Regions from separate parts of the Homo sapiens genome. Here region 2 is linked to region 1. Evidence: chromatin contacts called from ENCODE Hi-C or POLR2A ChIA-PET data. All regions are on one chromosome and are shown on one strand. The core of a region is the stretch at or near the end of the contact, and the rest is flanking DNA. Distances in the headings are between cores, read along the strand shown.

Evidence for each region. A loop is a pair of places that touch in the nucleus more often than their neighbours do. ChIA-PET counts read pairs that join two places held with the same protein, here RNA polymerase II (POLR2A). Pooled maps may share reads with other maps.
Region 2: a pooled map shows a loop between it and region 1 (8-fold over the local background). The contact joins the promoter of LINC01970 here to the promoter of RNF213 in region 1. A Hi-C loop is called at or near these places in 1 of 37 single-sample maps with no recorded cell type and 5 of 50 pooled maps. POLR2A ChIA-PET finds 5 or more read pairs at or near these places in 1 of 52 experiments (activated CD4-positive, alpha-beta T cell).

The regions. Positions count from the first base shown.
Region 1 is chr17:80,258,837-80,264,800 of GRCh38, forward strand. RNF213 (ring finger protein 213) reads left to right here and starts at 2,016. Exons shown (of 68, transcript NM_001256071.3): 1 at 2,016-2,066; 2 at 4,738-4,942. The coding sequence starts at 4,846. RefSeq lists silencers at 1,395-1,744, 2,024-2,373, 2,754-2,893, 4,468-4,685 and enhancers at 4,607-4,896, 4,635-5,191.
Region 2 is chr17:82,289,851-82,295,814 of GRCh38, forward strand. It overlaps LINC01970 (long intergenic non-protein coding RNA 1970), which reads right to left and starts at 2,964. Exons shown (of 2, transcript NR_135639.1): 1 at 2,673-2,964; 2 at 196-1,713. RefSeq lists silencers at 2,560-2,609, 2,650-2,899 and an enhancer at 3,656-3,765.

The DNA.
Region 1 (5,964 bases), core at 766-3,265:
CTCCGGCCCAGCACTATTACGTGGGCAAGAGGCAAAGCTCCAAGGGCTTAGTGTACCTGCTGCAGCAGCTGGTAGGGGCAGACTGTGATCACAGAGACAGCACTGTCCCGCAGAAAAATCATGCAAGCCACCAACGTGAGCCATGCAAGTCATTTAAACATTTCGACTAGTCATACTGAAAAAGTCAAAAGAAACAGTTGAAATTAACTGTTTAGAGACAAAGTCTCACTCTGTCGCCAGGGCTGGAGTGCAGTGGTGCAGTCAAGATTGGTGGGAGGAAAAAGCAGGTTTTAATTGGAGACCCAGCAAAGCGAGAAGATGCCCAACTAGCGTTCTAAAGTGTCACCTTGGCTGGGCGCAGTGGCTCATGCCTGTAATTCCAGCACTTTGGGAGGCCAAGGCAGGTGGATCACCTGAGGTCAGGAGTTTGAGACCACCCTGGCCAACATGGAGAAACCCCGTCTCTACTAAAAATACAAAAATTAGCCAGGCTTGGTGGCGGGCGCTTGTAATCCCAGCTACTCGGGAGGCTGAGGCATGAGAATCACTTGAACTGGGAGGTGGAGTTTGCAGTGAGCCAAGATCACGCCACTGCACTCCAGCCTGGGGTATAGAGTGAGACTGTCTCCAAAAAACAAACAAACAATAAATAAAGTGCCACCCTAAAATTAAAAATTTATCCTCAGGTTTTGTGTGTTTGTTAGTTTTTGAGGCAAGATCTCACTTTGTCATCCAGGCTGGAGTGCAGTGGTATGATCACGACTCACTGCAGCCTGGAGCTCCCTGGGCTCAAACGATCCTCTTGCCTCAGCCTCTTCAGGTGCACCACCACGCCCAGCTAATTTTTTTAAATGATTTTTTTTGTAGAGATGGGGTCTCTCTATGTTGCCCAGGCTGCCATCGAGTTCTTCTAGGGAAACTTGCCGTGGGCACCGTGGGGAGTGGGGTAAGGGCAGGGTCTGTGTCTTGTTCCCATGGCTGTCGTGGGCAGTTGTCGGTTAGGAGGGGTGGCTGTCGAGGATGTTGGACTAATTGTTGGCGACCCCCCGCCCCAAGCAGGAGCATTCAGCTGGGGTTCCGCGCCGGGAATTGTTTCAGGATGAGGGTCCCCTCTGGAATGCGCAGAGGGGCGCAGTGTCCAGAGAGGGACGGGATGAAGGGGTGAGAGGAGAAGGAAGAAAAAGAAAGTGGGTGATTTTAAAACGGAGGTCCCTGGTCACACCATGAGCCTCACAGATGGGAAAACTGAGGCACGGGGGATGGTGCGGACCGCCGTGGCCCCTCCATCATCAGTGACAGAGCGCTCCGCGCGGGGCCGCGGAGGTCCCTTAATCTGCAAAGGCCCCCACGCGGCGCGCTGACGACGTCCACTGCACCCGCCGGGCGCCCTCTGGGCCGCTCCCAGGCTGGCCGCCGGCTCTGCGCGGCCGCAGACACTGTCCGAGGTGCTGGGCGCCGGGGCGGGGGGCGCGCCTGTCCCGCCCCACTCGGCTGCTCGGGCCTGCCCGGGGTCTGGGCTTCCGGGAGACCCGCATGCGCCCCACGCCTGGCGGGAACCGAGGCCCCTCCCGCGTCTGTACCCGGCGCGCAGCGGCCCGAGGCGCCTCCCGGGGGCTGGGGGCCCGGAGTCACTGGGAGGCGCCACCGGCGGGGAATTCCGCACACGCCTGCGCGGGGCCGGCGGCGGCGGCGGGCAGGGCGGGGCCGGCGGCGGCGGCGGCGGGCAGGGCGGGGCCGGCGGCGGCGGCGGCGGGCAGGGCGGGGCCGGCGGCGGCGGCGGCGGGCAGGGCGGGGCCGGCGGCGGCGGCGGCGGGCAGGGCGGGGCCGGCGGCGGCGGCGGCGGGCAGGGCGGGGCCGGCGGCGGCGGCGGCGGGCAGGGCGGGGCCGGCGGCGGCGGCGGCGGGCAGGGCGGGGCCGGCGGCGGCGGCGGCGGGCAGGGCGGGGCCGGCGGCGGCGGCGGCGGGCAGGGCGGGGCCGGCGGCGGCGGCGGCGGGCAGGGCGGGGCCCAGGGCCCCGTGACCCGAGGGGCGACAGCGCGCGGCAGGCGGCGAGCTCGGGGGCCGCAGGTGCGAGCGGGCCTGGAGAGTCTCCCGGGGCGGGGAGCGGGCTAGGATACAGTGGGCCCCGCGGGCCGGCGGGCCGGGTCCCGGGGAGCGGCGCCTGCGTCCGGATGCCCCTCCCGGCCGCCTCTTCCTGCCGGCTCCAAGTTTCGGTTTCGCCGCCGGGGTGCCCGGTCCAGCCCCGCCCGCGGCGCCCACTGACCCTGTTCCCCGGCTGCGGGAGGGGTCGGGGTGGGGGCAGCGGGCACGCCTGGGACCCCGGCGACATCCCCGGAGCGCAGAGCGCGGAGGAGGCTTTGCGCCCCGGCAGTGCTGCCCCCGGGAAGTGGCCGGGGCACGGGGGGTGTAGTGGAAGGGGACAGCCGGACCCGGGCCTGCAGGTCCGCCCGGGAATCCTGCGCCTGTACGAATGGCAACAACGGAAAAGTGAAGTTGCAAAAACAGACTCCTAACTTTTACGAGGGAGGCATCGCCCCGTCTGAACCGCACCGCGCAGCGTCCTTCCGACTTGGCGAAGTCGCCCGAGCGCGGGGCTCAAGGCCAGGGTGGGCACCCCTCCCGGATGGCTGCCTGCAAGCCGGCGGGCCGGGCCCTGGGGGAGTCCAGGGCGGGAGGGGAAGGAGCTGTGCAAACATGGTGGTGGCCCTTCCCTGCCCCCACCTTGTTGACTTTGGTTGTGGTTGGGGGATGGGCTTTGATTTGGGTGGCAGTGTCTGTGCTTGGGAAAAAATGTCAGAGAAAAGACAGGAAGCGGATTGAATGCAACAGTGTTGGGTGCCTGGGGCTCTCTCTTGTGTCTTCCGGCCCCTAGAGCAGATGGAACAATAAGATGCTTTAGGGGGCCGGGCGCAGTGGCTAATGCCTGTAATCCCAAAACTTTGGGAGGCCAAGGCGGGTGGGTCACCTGAGGTCGGGAGTTCGAGACCAGCCTGGCCAACATGAAACCCCGTTTCTACTAAAAACACAAAAAATTAGCCGGGTGTGGTGGCGCATGCCTGTAACTCCACCTACTTGGGAGACTGAGGCGGGAGAATCGCTAGAGCCCGGGAGGCGGAGGTTGCAGTGAGCTGAGATTGCCCACTGTACTCCAGCCTGGGTGAAACTGTCAAACAAACAAAAAATGCTTTTTGGAGGATTTTTCGAGTTTTCTGGTCTGTGGTTCCCCAGTGTAGCATTGGAGAAGGAAACACTTCGGGTGGAAAGAAAGAGGCCTGGGCGGTGGGGAGTCATTGAAGGTGTTTGAGGGAGGGAGTGTCCACTGGTGGTTGTTTCAGGTAGAGTGTGGAGGGGAGGAGGTACGGTGGGAGCCAGGGCTTGGCTGTGGCAGGGGTAGGGGAGTTTTAAACTCTCCTTCTACTCTGAAGGAGAGATAATTTTAGTCTCTGGAATAAAAGGGCAGCAGACCTGGAGAAAAGGGATGCAAATTGTCCCATACACCTATTGGGAACCTCATCAAAGAGAAGACTGCAGAAGACAGATGATTGATGTTTTTATGGCATTGGGACAGGGGCTTGGGGCTGGAGAGGGGAGGTGTGCAGGGTTGTCTTGTTGTGCAGATAATCACTCAGGTGATCTCAGAGCTGCTCTCAGAGGAACTGGCGAGGCCGCAGGCACTCCTCTTGTGTGTCCCTGGGACCGTTCCTAGATCCCTCTAGGCAGATAATGGGGCCTCAGAGAGAGCTTCTGCTCCATTCTGCTGTTTCATGGTGTGGATTTCCTTTATAGCCTTTTACAAAAGGATAGCTTCCCAGAACTCCTGAGTATGTGGTTGCTCTGAATAGCCATCTCAAAATTGACCACAGAATCTGTTTTGGGGTGGCATAGATTAGTCTCCCACACAGGTCAAGCCAGGGAACCCCACCCAGTGCCTCCGTCCCTCGTTCAGGCCCAGCCTGAGTGAGCCCACCCCAGTGGGAGGAGAGGGCAGGGCCAGGGCAGGGAGGGGGCCTGAGTGTCCTCCTGGCTGCTGAAGGCACCAGTCAGCTGCCGCTCCAGCCACTGCCCCAGTGGAGTTCTTTGGTTCCAAGCCAGCAGAAGAAGGTGGTGGGTGGGCCAGTGTGCCCTGAGGCTTCTTACTGGGGAGGGAGAGAGTCAGGTCCTCCACTGTTAGGTGGCCAAGCGCCCAAACGCCATCTCCACTCTCACCCTGGATGCAAGAAGTGACCCCGGAGGCCTGAGTCCTGGCCTTGGTCTGGTTTGATGCCATCCACCGCAGAGGCTGTTCTGAGGGCAGGTGGTCAGTGCAGAGTGGCGCGCTTTGTGGATGGCAGCCTCCCCCCATTACTAGGAATCTGACTGCCAGCCCAGTAGCCCTGGGCTGCCTGCTCAGGCCCCATCACCTGTGGGGCAGGTGCTTTAGTCCCCTTAAGAGGATGAGGAGGGTGAGGCATCAGCAGGCTGAGCGCCTTGCTCAGGGCAGGCCGTGGGACCCTGCCGAACAGCACGTGGCTGCCCCACGCCTGCCTGGAGCATCCCCTATCCCCACCCAGCCCAACCCATGTTCTCAGCAGCAGGGATGGTTCTAGGCTGGCTGAATGAGGGACCAGGGCAGAGACTGCAAAAGCTTGAGAGCCAAGGGGGCAGCACAGAGCGGGGAGGGGCTGGGCTTGGGCTGTGCTCCTGTTGGGTTTCCATTAACCAGGGGACCAGCTGGGCTGCTGTGATTTCACTTTCGCAGAAAATGAAACTGAAGCCGTGGTCACGTGACAGGACATGTAGTATATAGCAGGCTGCCAGCGACTCCTGCTCTTGCTTCTGGATCTGCAGGGCAGTCCCAGCAGGACCCATGGAGTGTCCTTCGTGCCAGCATGTCTCCAAGGAGGAAACCCCCAAGTTCTGCAGCCAGTGCGGAGAGAGGCTGCCTCCTGCAGCCCCCATAGCAGGTGAGGCCCAGGGGTGCTGGTGGAGGCTGGGGCAGTGGGGACCCCTGGAGATGTCTCACCTCCCTTCCAGGAAATGGAAACCCTGGGCAGCAGGCAGCTCAGGTGGGGCCGAGGTCCTCTGTGGCTACTGAGGCTCTGTGGCTCTGAATAGCCATCTCAAAAGTGACCACAGAGTCTGTTTTGGGGTGGCATAGATTAGTCTCCCACACAGGTCAAGCCAGGGGACCACCACCCAGTGCTTCCGTCCCTCGTTCAGGCCCGGCCTGAGTGAGCCCACCCGAGTGGGAGGAGAGGGCAGGGCCAGGGCAGGGAGAGGACAAAACAAGAAGTTTTGTCGGGGTCTTTGCTGGAGGTTCCTGCTTTTGAAAATTTTCAGTTTCATTTCCTAGAGAGAGCTCACGGTTTTTCTTCCCCTTGGGAATGAGAAGTGTCGGGCTGAGCTGAGGGCTTCATAGAGAGTTTCAGAGAATGCTGCAGGGAAGCAGAGTTTGAGGCTCTGCAGGGGTTGAGAGCTCTGCCTGGGTTAGTTTTTGAGGGGCCGTGAGGGGGCCCCAGGACCTGTCCAGGCACCTCCCTGGCTCGGGAGGCCAGTGGAGAGACAGGAGCGGGGCAGTGTCAGGCGGGCCTTGCCTGCTGAGCATCTTGAGTCCATTCTCAATTTTGTTGGCTTCTGGGGCCTCAGACTGGTTCCCCTCCTCCCGGGTTTTAAACACCAACCCTAAAACTAGCAGCCCCCAGACCTTCAGCCTTTCTGTGTCCAAAGCCCAGCCCCACCTCCACTGGTGAGGGCACCTCATTCTTCCAGCTGCTTCTATCGGACCCATCACCCCGGGGCCCTCTCCTTCCTCCATGACCCACATGCAGAGGGCCCTGCTGGTCTCCCCGCCTCCACGCTGCATGCTGCCTTCCTGCTTCCTGCTCAGCACAGCAGACAGTCAAACCACAGACCCCCTTACAAGATCCGCCCCTGCCCCCGCTGTAACTCAGGACAAGCAGGAGCCCTTACGGTGGCCACGAGGTCC
Region 2 (5,964 bases), core at 1,714-4,213, 2.0 Mb after region 1:
ACAAGATCTATACACTCAGAAAGGAGACTTTACTTCTTATAAAGTCTTATAGCCTGTAAGGTGGCCATTCTGACAGGCTAGGAAGTGTGGCCTCCAGCCTAAGGCCAGAGACAGGTACTTGGAGGGAGGGTGCGGTGAGACAGGAATGTAAGCCGAATGGGTTGGTCAGGTATACATACTCAACAAGTTACAGGAGGCGTTGCGAATATACATGCATGTTTATTCGGACACGTGTGCTGGATAAACATGCATGTTACATATGACCCATGTTCACCTTGGGGTGAAGGCAGCATGTAAGCGTATTACAATTAGGTGGTATACCTCAAAAAGTACTTTCAGGACATGAAGGCACATGAGGGTGCAATCTCTGTAAACCAGCCAGAACCCGTCTATGGTCAGGGTCTCTTATCAGGGAAAAGTTACTGAAACGAGTCTCTTGTCCAAGGAAAGCTCTAGTTACGGCTGGTGGAGCAGGGGTGTGGGGCCAGGGTCGGCAGGGGGAGGAGCTGCGGTTGTTTCAATGCTGCTTATCTTGAGGCTAGTGCTTGTTTAGCTGCTACAGAAAAAGAGAAACCTGCGGCCTTTAGAACAGAGTTGATTCTTCACGTGCAGGGATGCACGACTTACTTTCACCAGGCCTGGCCTGAGGTCCTGTTTATAATTTGGTATTTTATTGCCACAGAGCCTGTTCTTAGTCTTATGATCTCTATTTTAACATGAACACCGGTCAATTCTGTCTAAACCACACAAGGGAGGGGGTAGAATGAGGTGCCTCTGACCTACCATCCCGTCACGGCTGGAAACTCAGTTTTTTGGCTTTTTTTTTTGAGATGGAGTCTCACTCTGTTGCCCAGGCTGGAGTGCAGTGGTACGATCTTGGCTCACTGAAACAGATTCAAGCAATTTTCCTGCCTCAGCCTCCAGAGTCGCTGAAATTACAAGCATCCACCACCACACCTGGCTAATTTTTTTGTATTTTTAGTAGAGACGGGGTTTTGCCATGTTGGCCAGGCTGGTCTCGAACTCCTGACCTCAGGTGATCCACCCGCCTTGGCCTCCCAAAATGCTGGGATTACAGGTGTGAGCCACCACGTCTGGCTGGAAACTCAGTTTTTAAGGTGTCTCTGGGACCCCTTGGCCAAGAGGGGTCTTTTCAGTAGTTGGGGGGCTTAGGATTTTTTTTTCTTTTTTTTTTTTGAGATGGAGTCTCATTGTCACCCAGGCTGGAGTGCAGTGGCACGATCTCAGGTCACTGCAACCTCTGCCTCCCAGGTTCAAGCGATTTTCCTGCCTCAGCCTCCCGAGTAGCTGGAATTACAGGTGTGTGCCACCACGCCTGGCTAATTTTTATGTATTTTTAGTAGAGACGGGGTTTTGCCATGTTGGCCAGGCTGGTCTCGAACCCCTGACCTCAGGGTGATCCACCTGCCTCTGCCTCCCAAAGTGCGGGGATTACAGGCATGAGCCACCGTGCCTGGCCAAGATTTTATTTTTAGTTTACAATTGGAAGGCTAGTGGGCCGGTGCAGAATCTCGCTGACTTTTGGGTGAGCATGTTGAGGGCCCCCTGCGTCAGCTGCTCTTCTGTTGAACGGTGCAGGGTGGGGAGGCCTGGGCTGCACTGGCCACACAGTCCCCTCAAGAAGATCTTCTACGTGAAACAAAGGAGCACTGAGCGAGGGGAGCTCTGCTCAGAAAGGACCATCTTGCATCACTGAAATTGTGGGAAATGATAACAAAAAATTGAAATGTCGTGAAGAAACACACCAATAAGACCATTTTTAAATATACAGAGGAAGCTAGAAAATACAGAAAGAGGAACCATTCGGACAAGATACTCAGGAAATATCCAGGATTGTTATACCTAAAACAGCCCTCACTGCCCCCCTCCTGGCAGCGCACCTGAGCCCGGAGCCTGCCAGGGACAGCTCTGAGGAGCCAGGCAGGGCCAGGGATGGGCTCTGAGGGGCCAGGCAGGGCTAGGGATGGACTCTCGTGCCTGCCTGCTTGAGGCTTCCTTGGTCAGAGCGAGCGATGCCACCTTTAGGATGGCCAGAATTAGCAAATAAAAATATGGGATGCCGATAAATCTGTACTTCAGATAAACAATTTTTAGTACATGCCCAACGCGGTAGAGGTAAATCTATAGGGGCTGAAGCAGATTTGCTGGGCCGTGGGCAGGGTGGGGAGTGAACGCTCATGGGCACGGGGTTTCTTTCTGGGGCAACAGAAACGGTGTCACATGAGATAGTGAGCATGGCCGCCCATCTCCGAATATACGGCAAAGCCATAAGCTTTCAATAAGTGAATTTCACAGTAAGTGCATTATATTTCAACAAATCTGTTTTAAAATCTTAACTGAGCCGGGCGTGCTGTCTCAGGCCTCTAGTCCCAGCTACTCTGGAGGCCGAGGCGGGAGGATCGCTTGAGGCCAGGAGTTCAAGACCAGCCTGGGCAACATAGCGAGACCCCATCTCTACAAAAAACACGTTAAACAAAAACGTTAATTGGGCGTTCCGTGTTGTATCCAGCAATCCTAACCGCCCTCCGTCCCCGCGAGCCCCAGTCCTTCCCCTGCGGCTGGGCTGGGTCCCCCGTCCCGGGCGGTGAGGGCGCCCTGCAGGCGTCCACAGAGCTGGGCTTCCGTGGCGGCAACCCTAACCCCAGCGCCACCTGGTACGGCCCGGCCCGCGGGTCCCTCCGGGTCAGGACGCAGACGCGCCCGCGGCGGTAACCGGGGGCCCGGGGGCCTCGGGCCCACCCCGGCCAGACCCCGGGGAGGAGCGCAGGACACTGCCCGCGCCGGGACTCGGCTGTTTCCGATCCTCCCGGGCGTCCTTTAGGAGACTCATTCGCAGCCGACGTTGCGGAGGCGCAGGAAAAGGGCGAGCAGGTGCCTCAGGGACACCACTTCCAACCGCACGCCGATCGCCGGCTCCACCATAAATAGAAACGGGTGGTCTCTAATTGGCCTAGCTCTAATTGGCCTAGCTGTTGTCACGTGCTCTCCGATGGCCCAATCACTAAGGCTGGACGATGCTGCACTGTGAATGGCCAGGCCCGAGTCATGTGCCCGGAGAGGGCGGGGCTGGGCCCTTCCGCTCGCCGCGTCTGGCGATCGCGGCTACGGAGACCCAGGAGGGCCCGGCCAGGAGACCCGCTCTCTAGAGCGGCGAGGGCAGGGGTTGCTAGGGCGCCGGGGTCGAACCCGCGCTTCCTGCAAGTCTTAGGGCCGCATCCCTGCCGAGGCGGGCGTTGGGAAGGGTGGGAGATGGGAAGGTGCGGTGGTGCGGGGAGGGGAGGGCGCCGGGAGGGGTCGGAGAGGGGTCGCGGGTTTTGGGGCTGCGAGGAGGGAAGGAGGGAAGAGGAGGGAAGAGGAGGGCAAGGGGAGGGGAGGGCGGGGAGGAGAGAGGGCGCGGGCAGGGGAGTGGAGGGCGCGGGGAGGGGAGGGCGCGGGGAGGGGAGGGCGGGGAGGAGAGAGGGTGCGGAGAGGAGGGCGGGAAGGAGAGGGGACGGGGGGAGGGAGGGGACGGGGGGAGGGAGGGGAGGGTGGGGGAAGGAGGGGAGGGGAGGGTGGGGGAAGGAGGGAAGGGGAGGGGAGGGGAGGAGAGGGCGGGGAGGGGAGGGGAGGGCGCGGGCTGCGGGGCTGCGGGGAGGGAGGGGCGGGTTCAGGGCTGTGGGCCCCGCCCGGGGCACCGCCTGGATCAGGCCTGAGGCCGGCTGCAGAGAACTTGGGCACCGCGGACCAGATTGCTGGTCACCAGGATGAAAAATAAAAAAGACCCAAACAGCTCCCCCGACCCCGCCTTCGCGCAGGCCCCTGGCGTTCTGCTCAGGGGTTTTTGTTTAATGAAGAACGTCAAACATCTGGCAAGGTCGGAATGATTTTGCGATGAGCACCGCCTGGATTCTGCGGTGAAAGCGACTGTGTGCGCGCTCACGGCCTCGCCTGTCCCTGCATCAGCCCATCTCGTCAGGCAGATCAACATGAAGCTGTAAAACGGATGACTTAGGCCGGGCGTCGTGATGGGCGCCTGTAATCCCAGCTACTCGGGAGGCTGAGGCAGGAAAACCGCTTGAACCTGGGAGGCGGAGGTTGCAGTGAACCGCGGTTGCACCACTACACTCCAGCCTGGGAGACAGAGCGAGACTCCGTCTCAAAATAAATAAATAAAACATATGACTTAGGTATATACGCATGGGGGGAATCCTCGTAAGGCAAGAACGTGCTGCACATTCTGGGGACTGGGACAGGATAAGCACACGAGTAGATCTAAGTCACTGGAAATACCTGGTTTTGCTGTTGGAGGGGGGCTTGCAGGTGCTCGTTATATTATTACGCTGTTGTAGTAAAACGATGTTAGTTACAGTATTAAATTGCAAATGTCAGTATCCATCACCGCCAAAACAGCGTGCATACCACTAGCATATGATTTTTGTAGTTTTTTAATGTTAAGTTTGTAATGAAGTGCACAAACTTAATTATACATTGGCTGAGGTTATTTGTTTTAAAGGCAGTACTTGCTCTATGGCCCAGGCTGGAGTGCAGTGCGTGATCATGGCTCACTGTAACCTCAAATTCTTGGCCTCAAGCGATCCTCCTGCCTCACCCTCCTGAAAGGACTGGGATTACAGGCGTGAGCCACCATGCCCAGCCTCCTTTTGCTGAGTTTTAACAAATACAGTAGTGTAACCGAAGATGCCATCAAGACAAATAGAACACGTCCCTCACCCCAGAAAATTCTCTTATGCCCCTTTCCATTCTATGTCCACTGCTACCATGCCACCTGTGCTGATTTCTCCACTATGCTTCCGCCTGTTCTAAGAGTTCATACTAATGGATCATTGGGTACATGTCCTTGTGTAAGGCGTCTTTCCCTTAGCGTCATGTTTCTGGAGATTCTTCTGTGTTGTTTCATGTCTCAGGAGTTTGTTCTTTTGATTGCCAAGCAGTCCAGTGTAAACACACCGGTGTGTTTATCTGCTGTATTCATGGACACTTGGAGCTGTGTCTGGCTATTGGCGATCACGAATAAAGTTGCTGTTGACTTTCTTTTTGAAGTCTTTGTGTGGACATGTTTTTATTTCTCTGGGCAGATACTGAGGAATGGGTCAAAGGAAAGGAGTATGTTTGGTTTTATGAGAAGTTGCCAGATTTCCCCACTGGCTGCTTCCATATTAGTAGTGGAGTCTGAGTCTTCCATTTCCTCCACATCCTCACAGCACTTGGTAATGCCAGCGTGTGTGTGTGTGTGTGTGTGTGTGTGTGTGTGTGTGTGTGTGTATGTGTTGTAGCCGTTTTATTTATTTTTTTTGAGACGGAGTCTCACTCTTGACACCCAGGCTGGAGTGCAATGGCGTGATCTTGGCTTGCTGCAACCTCCACCTCCTGGGTTCCAGTGATTCTCCTGCCTCAGCTTCCTGAGTAGCTGGGATTACAGGTGTGCACCAGCACGCCCGGCCAATTTTTGTACTTTTAGTAGAGATGGGGTTTCACTACGTTGGCCAGGCTGGTCTCGAACTCCTGACCGCAGGTGATCCGCTCGCCTCAGCCTCCCGAAGTGCTGGGATTACAGACGTGAGCCCCCTTACCCAGCCTGGTAACCACCATTCTACTCTCCTACTAATTCCACTTTTTTGCACTCCACATGTATATCAGTGGGATCATGCAGATTTGTCTTTCTGTGCCTGGCTCAGTGATGTCCTTCAGGTTCATCCGTGTTGTCAGCAATGACAAGATTTCCTTCTTTTTAAAGGTTCAATGGTATTCTAAGGTGTAAATGTGTTTTTTTCTGTGGGGGATAGGTCAGAGTGGTGTGAAAAACTATAGGGAAAGGACGCAAACCTTCTGAAAGGGCGGAGGGTTCTGCAGAGCTCCCGGGGAGAATAGCTGAAGGCAGCTGTCCTACAACTCTGAGGCAGAGGGCAAGGAGTTGGTACAAAGGAGTGTAGGGGAATTTATCTT